2 separate regions of the Mus musculus genome follow, and region 2 is linked to region 1. Evidence: chromatin loops called from intact Hi-C (ENCODE). Cell type or tissue: heart. All regions are shown on one strand.

The links. Hi-C counts contacts between places; a loop is a spot of excess contacts. Peaks named below come from ENCODE experiments on the same cell type or tissue, not always from the same donor. Only the 100,000 strongest peaks of a DNase experiment are listed, where the experiment ranks them.
Region 2: a loop joins it to region 1, with 2.9 times the contacts of the local background. A loop is called at or near these places in 7 of 42 quality-filtered maps.

The regions. Positions count from the first base shown.
Region 1 is chr4:136,979,351-136,984,350 of GRCm38, reverse strand. It overlaps Zbtb40 (zinc finger and BTB domain containing 40), which reads left to right. Exons shown (of 19, transcript NM_198248.1): 19 at 1,107-4,619. The coding sequence ends at 1,301. Among named protein-coding and RNA genes, the nearest start is that of Epha8, 25 kb to the right of the region's middle. In heart, a CTCF peak has its summit at 2,853 (motif pointing right); no DNase peak of the experiment used is centred here; H3K27me3 peaks cover 2,010 bases.
Region 2 is chr4:136,648,686-136,653,685 of GRCm38, reverse strand. Ephb2 (Eph receptor B2) reads left to right here. Exons shown (of 16, transcript NM_010142.4): 16 at 1-5,000. Among named protein-coding and RNA genes, the nearest start is that of Lactbl1, 29 kb to the right of the region's middle. In heart, CTCF peaks have their summits at 2,061 (motif pointing left) and 4,609 (motif pointing left); a DNase peak (open chromatin) is centred at 4,575; H3K4me3 peaks cover 1,003 bases; H3K27ac peaks cover 1,699 bases; H3K27me3 peaks cover 1,783 bases.

The DNA of each region.
Region 1 (5,000 bases):
CCTGTGCCTTCGCTAGCTGGTGATGTGAGAAGGCCAAGTTGGAGCCAGCCTGTTCCTTGTGCTTTCTACTTTCTCGTCTTCTCCAGAGGCCGCAGAACGGAAAAGAACCCAGCAGGTGTCCGTTGTTCCTAGGGAGGTTGAATGGGGATGTTTCCCAGTGGAGGTCTCTCTGGCCAGTTGCCATAGCGATCAGGTGTAAGGCACTCTGGTTCTGCAGCCTCTGGGGAGCAGGGCAAGTGTGATGAACAGGAGTCCAGGTGAGGCTCCTGCTGCCAGCCTACCTGGGGCTTCTCTTCCGTTGGCTTGCCTAGAAACAGGGCTTCTAGGCAAGGTACCTTGTGGCGGGCGGGGACGCCATCCTTCAAGGGAAGAAAGGCAAAAGGCAGTTTATAGTTGCGTTTACAGCAGTGCTACTGTACCAAGTTCCTGATTCACCACCGTTAGCCCACAGCCTGCCACAGAGCTGAGCCTGCTTTCCTCCCCAGTGCCTACTCTCCACCCCTGGCAGGTCCTCGGGAGCCAGGTGGCTATGCCTTTCACATAAGACGCTGTCTTAAACACATCAATGCATCAAGCCGTATCAGCTCAGAGGTGCACCAGGAAGCACAGAGGAGCTGAGAAGGCCACTGTTAACAGGGTGTGCAGGTTTTCATGGGCAGCTGTGGCCCAGCATGGGGAGGAGACAAGCCTCCATCTTATCCCCTAACCACTGAGCCATGTGAGTGAAGTGAGTGGGAGAAGCCACAGTTGAGCTCCTGGTGGACCGCTCCTGTTCCCTCGGTCCTCTTGCACGGCACTCACTCTGCATCCTTGAGACCGAGGAAGCCGCTGTTCACTGGAGTGTAATCATAGAGTCCATGCACCCTGAGGTGGCATACCGAGCAAAATTATAGCAATTTAGTGCATAGAGTTATTTAAATTGTCTGCCTGCCTCTCTTTTGCATCGCTGGTGTATGAAACTTCCCTCTTCCCATTAGGTGTAAGTAATTGCTCTCCTCGGGTGAAAACATAAATATCATCATTACAGCGTGAGCCAGGAGCCATGTAAATTCTGGGTAGCTCACTGTGGACACTGCCCAGAGCAGCCTTCCTGTCTTTTCCTCCAGGTGATCCGAGCTCCGGAGCCAGCGGCCCCGGCCGAGCAGGTGATCACGTTGGAGGAGACGCAGCTCGCTGGCTCGCAGGTGTTTGTGACCTTGCCAGATTCACAGACCTCTCAGAACAGCTCCGAGCTTGTGGCAGTGACGGTGGAGGATTTGCTGGATGGTACTGTCACATTGATCTGTGGTGAGGCCAAGTGAGTGGCTTCCTTCAGTAGAGGAGCCCGTGCTGTACCAGCAAGGATGCTCTCTGCCTGCCTCTGCTCTAGCTGCTCGGCTGAGCTCCACCCTGGTGCTCTCACTTGAAAAACAGAGGCTTTGTCGTTCTCATAGGATCCACAGTGTCTGAGCTATCCACGCTGACACCAATACTACCGCCCTGTGTGGTGGAGCCTCAATCCTCCAGGCTTCAGCTCATGCCTGGACTCCACCCACCCCAGGGAAGTCTGGCTTCTGGAATCAGAGTCTGGGGGAATCAGAGTGGAGGGGAGCTGGTAGCCAGGATGGCCAAGGAGATACAGCATGCTGGCTGCCCTCAGGAGCAGGAGAGTTACCTGAGTCTGAGCCAGCAGAAGGCCACAGACACCGCCAGTGCCTCTGCCAGGGAAGCACCCACACAGCCTCTAGGGACTCCTGCGTGGCAGCCTGTCCTCCCTGGCCCCTGCTCAGGTTCCCCTTGGAGGCTGTAAGACAGGTGGCCATGTTAACAGTGCAGGCATTGGCATCCCTGATCCTCCCTGCTCTGTCTTTCCCAAAACACAGCTTCAGAGCATTGCCACTGGGGGGGCAGCTTCATGTGAGGCCATCCTGCTGCCTCTGCCTTGCTGGGTGTTCATTGCATTCCCATATCAGAACCTCCCTGTGAGGCTCTGGCCTGCCACACCTTCAAGCTAATCAAGGCTGAAGCATCCCAGCCTGGAGACCTCTTGCTGACTTCCTCTGTACCATGTGGTAGTCTAATGAAGCAGCTCCTGGGGGCAGGCCTGTGCCTGCATGTGACGGATTAGAGGCATCTGAGGTGGCTTCTGCTTCTCCCGTGGCCGGCCCACATGCCTGGTGCATGGCCTGCTCCCTGGGATCCCCCTGGCTGCATGCTTACTGCAGCGCCATGCTCCTTTCAAGTCTGAGTGTCACAGAGCCTTTTATCTTCAGTTCCTGACACACAGTCTGGTAATTGATGGCTCGTGGAATCCGGTTGGAAGTGCAATTAGATGGATGTTGGTTCCTACTGCTCGGAGAGAAGGGCTTGCATCTAGCTTGCTTTTCTAGAAGCCCAAAGAGAGGAGTGGGTTATCACAGTATTTGCCCATCAGGCCGGGCTCCCTGTCACCTGGTGTGGCTGGTTACCTACAGAGGGGATGCCCTGATTTGACACTCACCTTTAAGCCACCTGCTCTCAGAGATAAGCCCACACCTTCCTGCCAAGTGCAGCTCGCAGAAGCATGTGCAGAGAGGGAGGGTCTCTTCTGATCATGGCGGAGATGCATCGCCACCATGCCTTGGCGGGCTCACAGGGAGACAGGCGGTAGCAGCTTAAACCGCAGCAGTGTTCAAGGCCTGCTGCCCTTTGGCCTCAGCTTGGCACAAGACAGCACTGGTGAGTTTCTATTCCAGTGATGGCCAGCCTCTCCCAGTCAGCCCCACCCTCCTCATTGCATATGCAAATCGTTTGAACTCATCAGCTAGGGAATCTCCCCTTTCTAAAAGTAAATGTTTTTCAAAGCAAGTCAGCCTCAGAAGCCAAACACTGACCAGAAGATGGTGCTCGAGCACCGAGACTTCGCCTCCCTGTTTCTTCACTGCGGCCCTAGCCTGCTGGCTTTCAGACCGCGCCTGCCAGCCGACCAGGGGAGCTCTCGATCTGTAAGTGGAGAGGTGGTTCCTCAGTCCATCGTCCAGGCTTCTGTCAGGAACAGCACCTCACAAGCTGTGGAGGACTTAGGAACTGTAGTGTCACCAACAAAGTCTTTTCCCAGCAAAAGGCAAACCTCACAGAGGTCCTGAGAGAGAAAGTCTCTAAATACAAAGAGCTGTAAGGTAGAAACCTGAGTGTCTGAGAAACACAGTCTCGTTTTCCTGGAACCTGGGTGGTGTGCTACCTACCTTCAGTCACCAGACCGTAGTTGGCTGCAGAAAGCCTTAGGGCAGGTTGGCTGGCTGCCCATCCTTGGATGCCCAGCTCTGTAATGCACACTGCTGGAGGCACAGCAGTGCTGGGTCTGGAGTATGGAGAATTCCTGTCCTCAATGAGCTCTGTGCTGGTGACTCGCGGCCTCTGCCCCAGCTGCCTGACTTTTTACAGTGGCTCTGAAGAAGGTGAAAAATCTCCATCTGCTGCCCCAGAGACCTGCCATGTGGGCCTCCGTGGTCCACATTGCTTTTGCAATGGAACTGTGGCTCCATTTGCTTCAACCTCATGAATACTACCTGCCTAGCCCGTGGGCAGGAGCTAGAGGAGCCTCCAGGTCCCTTGGAATTTGTGTATTTAAGCAACGGGGCCCCAGTCTTCCCTAAGGCTCCTGACCCAGCCACCAAAGAGGGGAAGGCGATGCCAAGCTGGAGTCTGGTTGGCCCGTCGCTGGTGTATGGACTGAGCAGGTGAGATTTGCTGTCCACATGCATGAGCAGAGCCGAGGCGAGCGTGGCAGATAAAGGTCTTTCTCAGCTGTTTTATCAGGATGGGCTCTACTGTCTTCTAAGCTGTGTGTCAGAAAAGCTTTGAGTTCTGTCAGCATCCAAGCCTGCTGTACTGTAAGTTCTGGGCCTGTGTGTTGTACTGGCCATTCTACAGAAGCCTCCAGCCCATGCTGACCACAGGAGATACCTCAGCCTTGTCCCTAGTGCCTGAGCACTGATGGTTAGGACCGAGATGAGGGACAGATGCCAAATGAGGGGGAAAGATCTCTGTCGTCCTGAGGATGGAAGGGTGTGCCTTTAAATTTCTTGTGCCTGAGAACCTGTACTGACAAAGGATGGAGACCCTGACGGCCCCACTTAGAGTGGGCAGTGCTTGCCAGGAACAGAAGTGTTTCTTCTGGAACTAGAAAGTTGGCCAGGGGTGGAGATGGCATTGGTTTGTTCTAGTCAGCTCTCCCACCCCAGCTTTGTTCTTCCGGGTCCCGTCTGTCCCAGCAGACACTTGGAAGAAATTGAGAGTAAGAGACTTAGGGCTGAGGGAGTCAAAGGAGGTTCATAGTTTTGTTGCTGTGGAAACCTTGGGGCACTGAGGACTTATACTAAAACTCAGAAACTCAAACCTACTCCAGTCTAACTGGGCCTATAAAGAAGAGGAGAGTGTGAGTTCTTTGGGGACTGTGTTGTTGAGGAAATCGTTCCTTGAGCAATTTTACATTGCCTCCAAATTGTGAAGCTGGCCGCGGTTTCCCTGCCCAAGGCCGCCGCTGCTCGTTTCCACCCAGGGCCAGGACAGCCAGCCCCGTGAGATGTGAAAACTGATTGCAAACTAGAGCTGCTCGACATGCACTGTGGAGAGAAATAAAGTCTGTACTTAGGAAGCAACTGTGGCTTGTGTGTTTCAGGAGACTGGTGGTGATGAGTCTTCCAAAGGAGCCCGGGTCACATTACAGAGCACTCTGTCCACCTGAGTTGTCCTTCAGTGTCCTACCTGGGGCTCTGGGGACACCTGCTCAGCTCCCTTCTGGCAGTAAGAAGGGAGATGGTGGCTACTCTTAGGGCTAGGGAACAAGTTAAAGTCCACATTTACTCAGTACACTCCAGAAGGTTTACACACAAGCCAGCCTCCTGTGTTCTCTGATAGAAGGAGAATTCCCCCTCTCAACTCCCCCTCAACACCCCACGACATCCACCACTTTTCATTTATGTACTGAATGTCAGTGGCCCCTAAAGCACCAAGTGTGCAGCATCTCTGACACTAAGAAA
Region 2 (5,000 bases), 330 kb after region 1:
CCTGTGAGCAAATGCAGGGAATCCGAGCAGAACAATCGGTTAGTGAATTGAATGGAAATAAATGCTTTAGTTATAAAATGACCCCTGTACTCTGTAAGTTCCAAGAAAAAGATCCTGGCACCTTTGGGACCTGCCAAATGACTTTAATGCTCTTGCAAGGGACTCTTCCCCCTGCCCCTCAGGATCCAAAAGGCCCAGGCTGAGGAAACTCATGGAGGCAATCAAACAAACAAACAAAGAAGCTCATGTAGCCTTCTTAGCCTAGGGTCATCAGAAGCACAGGCAGAGAAGCGTAGGCACTGGGTTGGCTCAGCTCTGCGTTGCGTGTACAGTGCCTGGCTAAGTAAGCCACGTTAGAAGTGGTGGCCCGTGGACCCCATTCAGCCACAAATGTAACCCCCTCCCCCACACAATGCTGTCTCCTGTGCTAAGGGCTCGGACTTACTGTGAGTAGTTCTTTTGTGTGGAGGAGGAGAAGGAGGAAGAGAAGGAAGAGGAGGAGAAGGAGGCAGGAAGTGTGTGTGCTGCAGATAAGACTGTTAGAAGAGGAAGGGGTATCCCAGAGACAGCTCATCTCAGGACCATTTCCTTTGTCTGGTGAGCATCTTTGAGGAGCCTATCCATGGGGGAAGATTGAGGCCACAGGCCACCAGCAAAAGACCCTGCAGTGAGCAAAACCATCGTGGCTCAGCCTGTCATCTGTCCTTCACCTATTCTCAACCCGGGAGCAGAGGGAAGGAAGGGATTAGAGAGGAAGCTTGTCCCTGGGGTAGGGACAGCGGGCCTGGACACAGGGCAAGTATTGGCAAGTTTCCCACAAAGCAGCAAACAGCGGCCCGTTGGCCATCCCTTAATGGCCCAAAGACACCCAGCGCGGATGGCAGCTGTCCCAGCACACAAGGTCACCTTCTGGTGGGAGCTTCTCTGATGCTCTGCAGATTAACTGTCTCCCCAGCCCACCTCCCACCACCCCAGAGCCCCACGAGGCCTGGCAGTCAGTGTTTCCGTCAGATGGCTTCCTGCCTTAAGCCACTAGGCTGGCGTCTTCTAGCCAGCTCATCTGCCCATCCACCCTCTAGTGCCCAAAGTATTCGTGTAAAGCCGTAGGACTCTACATGTCTACTTCCAGAATACGGGTGCTATCCAGACCTTCTGTCTCCTCTTCAGGGTACCAAACAGACACCGTCACTGTGGCAGTCCTGAGTGTAGGCCCTGCTCACTTCTCAACTACAAGACATCGTCCTCCCCCCACTCCTCAATGCTCAGCAGGGAGTGGTAGGCCCTGCTGCCAAGCGCCTTCCACTTAGGCTGCCCGCTCACATGGGCACACAGCTTGGAGCTATCTGCTGCCTAGTTACTAATCCCTTCCTGGCTCCACCCCCCATCCATCTCCCCACTCCCAGCCCCCCCAAGCACTAGCTCCCACCTGCCCAGCATCAGGAACCGCTTCCGGCTGTTCAGCCCAAGCTTGTTTCTTGAGGAAAGAAAGCTGTTTTGTGAACCTGGGCCAGGGCACCATGGAAGTGGGGCCAGCTGCTCTGGGAGAGTGTGCCTGGAAGAGCCACTCGGGGCCAAGTTAAGTATGACGGAGCTGTGCCACCCACCCCAGAAGTCTCACAATGGGCTGTTAGTGGCAATCAACAGGCCTGTTCCTGAGCCGGTATTGAAGGTGTCTTGCTGGTAGGTTGGTAGCACGCTTGCCTGGCATGCACAAAGCACTCGGTTCCACCCCCCAGCACTGCATAAACCGGATATGGTAATATATGACTGTAAACTCGGTACTCAAGAAATGGAGGCAGGAGGGTTAGAAGATCAGTGGCATCCTTAGCTACTTAGTGAGTTCAAAGCCAGCCTGGGCCACATAAGACCTTATCTCTAGGAAAGAAGTTATGGTCAATAGTGACATCCTTAGTGCTAGACCCACTGCTTCTGAGCAGACACAAGAGTAGCAGAGAACACTTATACAATCTACTTACCAGCTGGGCCTCAAGTCCACCCTTTCCAGTATCCAGAGCGCCCACCTTCTCTATGGCTGAGAGGTCTATGCTGCCCCCTTGTGGGCACTCACTAACATTGCACCCCCTCATAGATCCCACCCCTTGCTGAAGGACTCCCACCGGAGACCACCACCCACCCCAATGCCACCCTTGCTTCTCCAGGTGCCTGTCATTTCCAGGGACAGTTCCCAGAGGAAGACCTTTGGCAGGGAGAGGTGCAAATGCACTCAAAAGACAAGATGTAACCTACTTCTGTCACTAACTAGGGCCACGGGCCCCAGGAGAGACTGTTCCTCACTGGGCCATAGCTTCTCATCTATAAAACAGGAGCATTAGGCTGGGTGCTGCAGGCCTGGAAAACCCTTTGTCCACCTCGGTCCCGCAAAGTAAAACACTGGTTCAGGGCCACGGCTCCAGAAAGGGCCACAAGCCTTGGCTTCCCCGCACCAGGGTCCACCCGAACATGGTCACTTAGGCGCAGAAAACAAAGGAATCCAGCTCTGGCGTATGAGGCAAGAGAAAACCAGATGGGATGGGCTATCAGGGTGGGCTTTCAGGGGGAGGCTACAGGCTGAGAGAAAGGTCACTCCAAAACGTAGCAGCTTCAACAGTGCAGCGCAAAAACATCTGGAGGTGTTGTGGGGCATGAGTTGGTGTGAGTGTAGGGCATGGAATTAAGGTCCAGCCACAGAGGCTACCAAGCAGAGATTAGTAGGACTACCATTAGATTATAGAGCAGTGGTTCTCAACCTTCCCAATGCTGCAACCCTTTAACACAATTCCTCACGGTGTGGTGACCCCCAACCATTTGTTGTGGTTTGATTTGGCTTTTTGAGACAGGGTTTCTCTGTGTAGCCCTGGCTGTTCTGGAACTCACTCTGTAGACCAGGCTGGCCTTGAACTCACAGAGATCCACCTCCCTCTGCCTTCTAGGTGCTGGGGTTAAAGGGGTGCGCCACTACCACCTAGCTCATAAAAATGTTTTCATTGCTACTTTATAACTGTAACTTGGCTATTGTTATGAATCATGATGTAAATATCTGTGTTTTCCAGTGGACTTAGACAACCCCTGAGAATGGAGTCATTCAACTCCCAAAGTGGTCACGACCCACAGGTTGAGAACCAGTGTTCTAGAAAAAAAAAAGAGTCAGTTTCAGCCATCAAATCAAAAGAGGAGCTTCCAGCAAGCCCCTGGAAGAGCCCTCGGGACTCCAAGAGAGCCCAGACTCTGCCATTTACTTTCCAACACGGACAAACCCGACTCCACTTCCGCAGCCTGGGAGAGAGGAGCTTGGCTTTGTGTTCCCTGATTCATCTCTTTTTATTTTGAAAGAGTCTCATATATCCCAGTCTGACCCCAAACTCACTGTGCAGTCAGGGATGACCACTATTGAACGTCCGATCCTCCTCGCTCTACCTCCCAAGGGCTGGGATTACAGGCGCACACCACCACGTCTGGTTTTGCAGTGCTAGGGTCGGGAAGCCGGGGTCTTTGTGCTTGGGAAGCAAGCGCTCTACCAACTGAGCTACACCCTCAGCCCATCTGCTTCTGGTTGTAGCTATGATGTCCACACATGGGCATACACCACCAGCCAGCCAGCCTTGCCTCAGATTCCCAGCCAGTGACTGTTACCACAAAACTGGCTGGAGAGCGAGCTTGGCCCCAGTCAGCTTTTCCCACAGAGAAACCAGTGTTGGGGTGTTGGCCTCAAGAAAGGACTTGGGCCAAAGTGGGTTCAGAGAGTCCCCGACCCCCACCCAGCAAGCTGGCCTCAGGCGATTGAAGCCTCAAGGACTAATATCTGAACAGATTACCCTATGCCAAGTGCCAAAATCTCCCTGCCCCCTCTTCGCTAGTGAGGAACATGGCTCTCAAGGGGGGTGGGGGGAACCCAGCCAATCCTAACACCTACAGCCTGCTGACTGAACGTGTGTTTGCAAGTGCTTGTAATCACCCATAGGATAAGCACCTTACCCACTACTGCATGTCGAATTGAGGATTCCAGGGCTCCACCATGCCTCCCTGAGTCAGAATTCCCCATCTGAACAGTGGGAGATTCCTGCCCGCCCCGGAGGGCCCCCTGCTCCGCCTCCTCCCGCCTCCCACCCACAACCCTGTAACAATCTGCACCGAGTGTACTGAGCAGCGCTTAGGGTGGAGCCTCATATCAGATAAGATGCCCAAAGCCCAGACACAAACTAAGACCCTGACAGTGGAGAAGGCAGGACGAACCCTCAGGAATGTGCCCAGACTGGGTTAGGGTTTCAGAAAAATCAAAAAGACCCCCGAAGCCCCAGAGTCCAGCTGAGTTAAGTTCACAGCAGGACGACTGCTTCGGGAAAGCTGATCCGGGAAGAATCAGGAACCTAATACTTCACAGGGGCCCTGCGTCCCAGCCGGGACCACCCTGTGGAGACCCCAACGCCCCAACACCACAGCGCAGACATGCTCGCTCAATACCTGGCCTGGTGGGCCAAACTAGGGCTGGGTGGACCTTCTAGGTAAACCTGACCCTCAAGTCTCCTGAGCCTACCCACTACCCAAACTGAGGTGACAGCAGATGAGCAAAGGCACCTGGGGCTCCCTGTTCCTCGAGGGCCTGGCTCCCCCTGCTGGAAAAAGGGGGTATGGCATAGGGAAGGGAAGGCAAGCAACAAGGAAAGGCCAGAAACCATCTAAGAGCTAGCACATATACTCTGGGCCCTGCTGAGCCAAGAATTGTAGCATTCCAAGGGCTAAAAGACCCCAAGATTTTATGACTCACCAAACGCAATCTCCTAAGAGGCCAGTGGAAAGAATTTGTGTTTGTGAGAGTCCATCACTAGGCAAATCTGTGCTAATTCTTGACATCATAAGCCCCATGGTTCGACGCTACCCAAACTCAGGGGCCCTAGCAGGGAGAAAAAAAGAAAGAAAGAAAAGGGGGAAAAAAGCACAAAGAGAGAGGGGGAGAGAAAGAGAAGAGGGGGAGACAGTAATGCAAGCTGGGGAATCTGGTTACA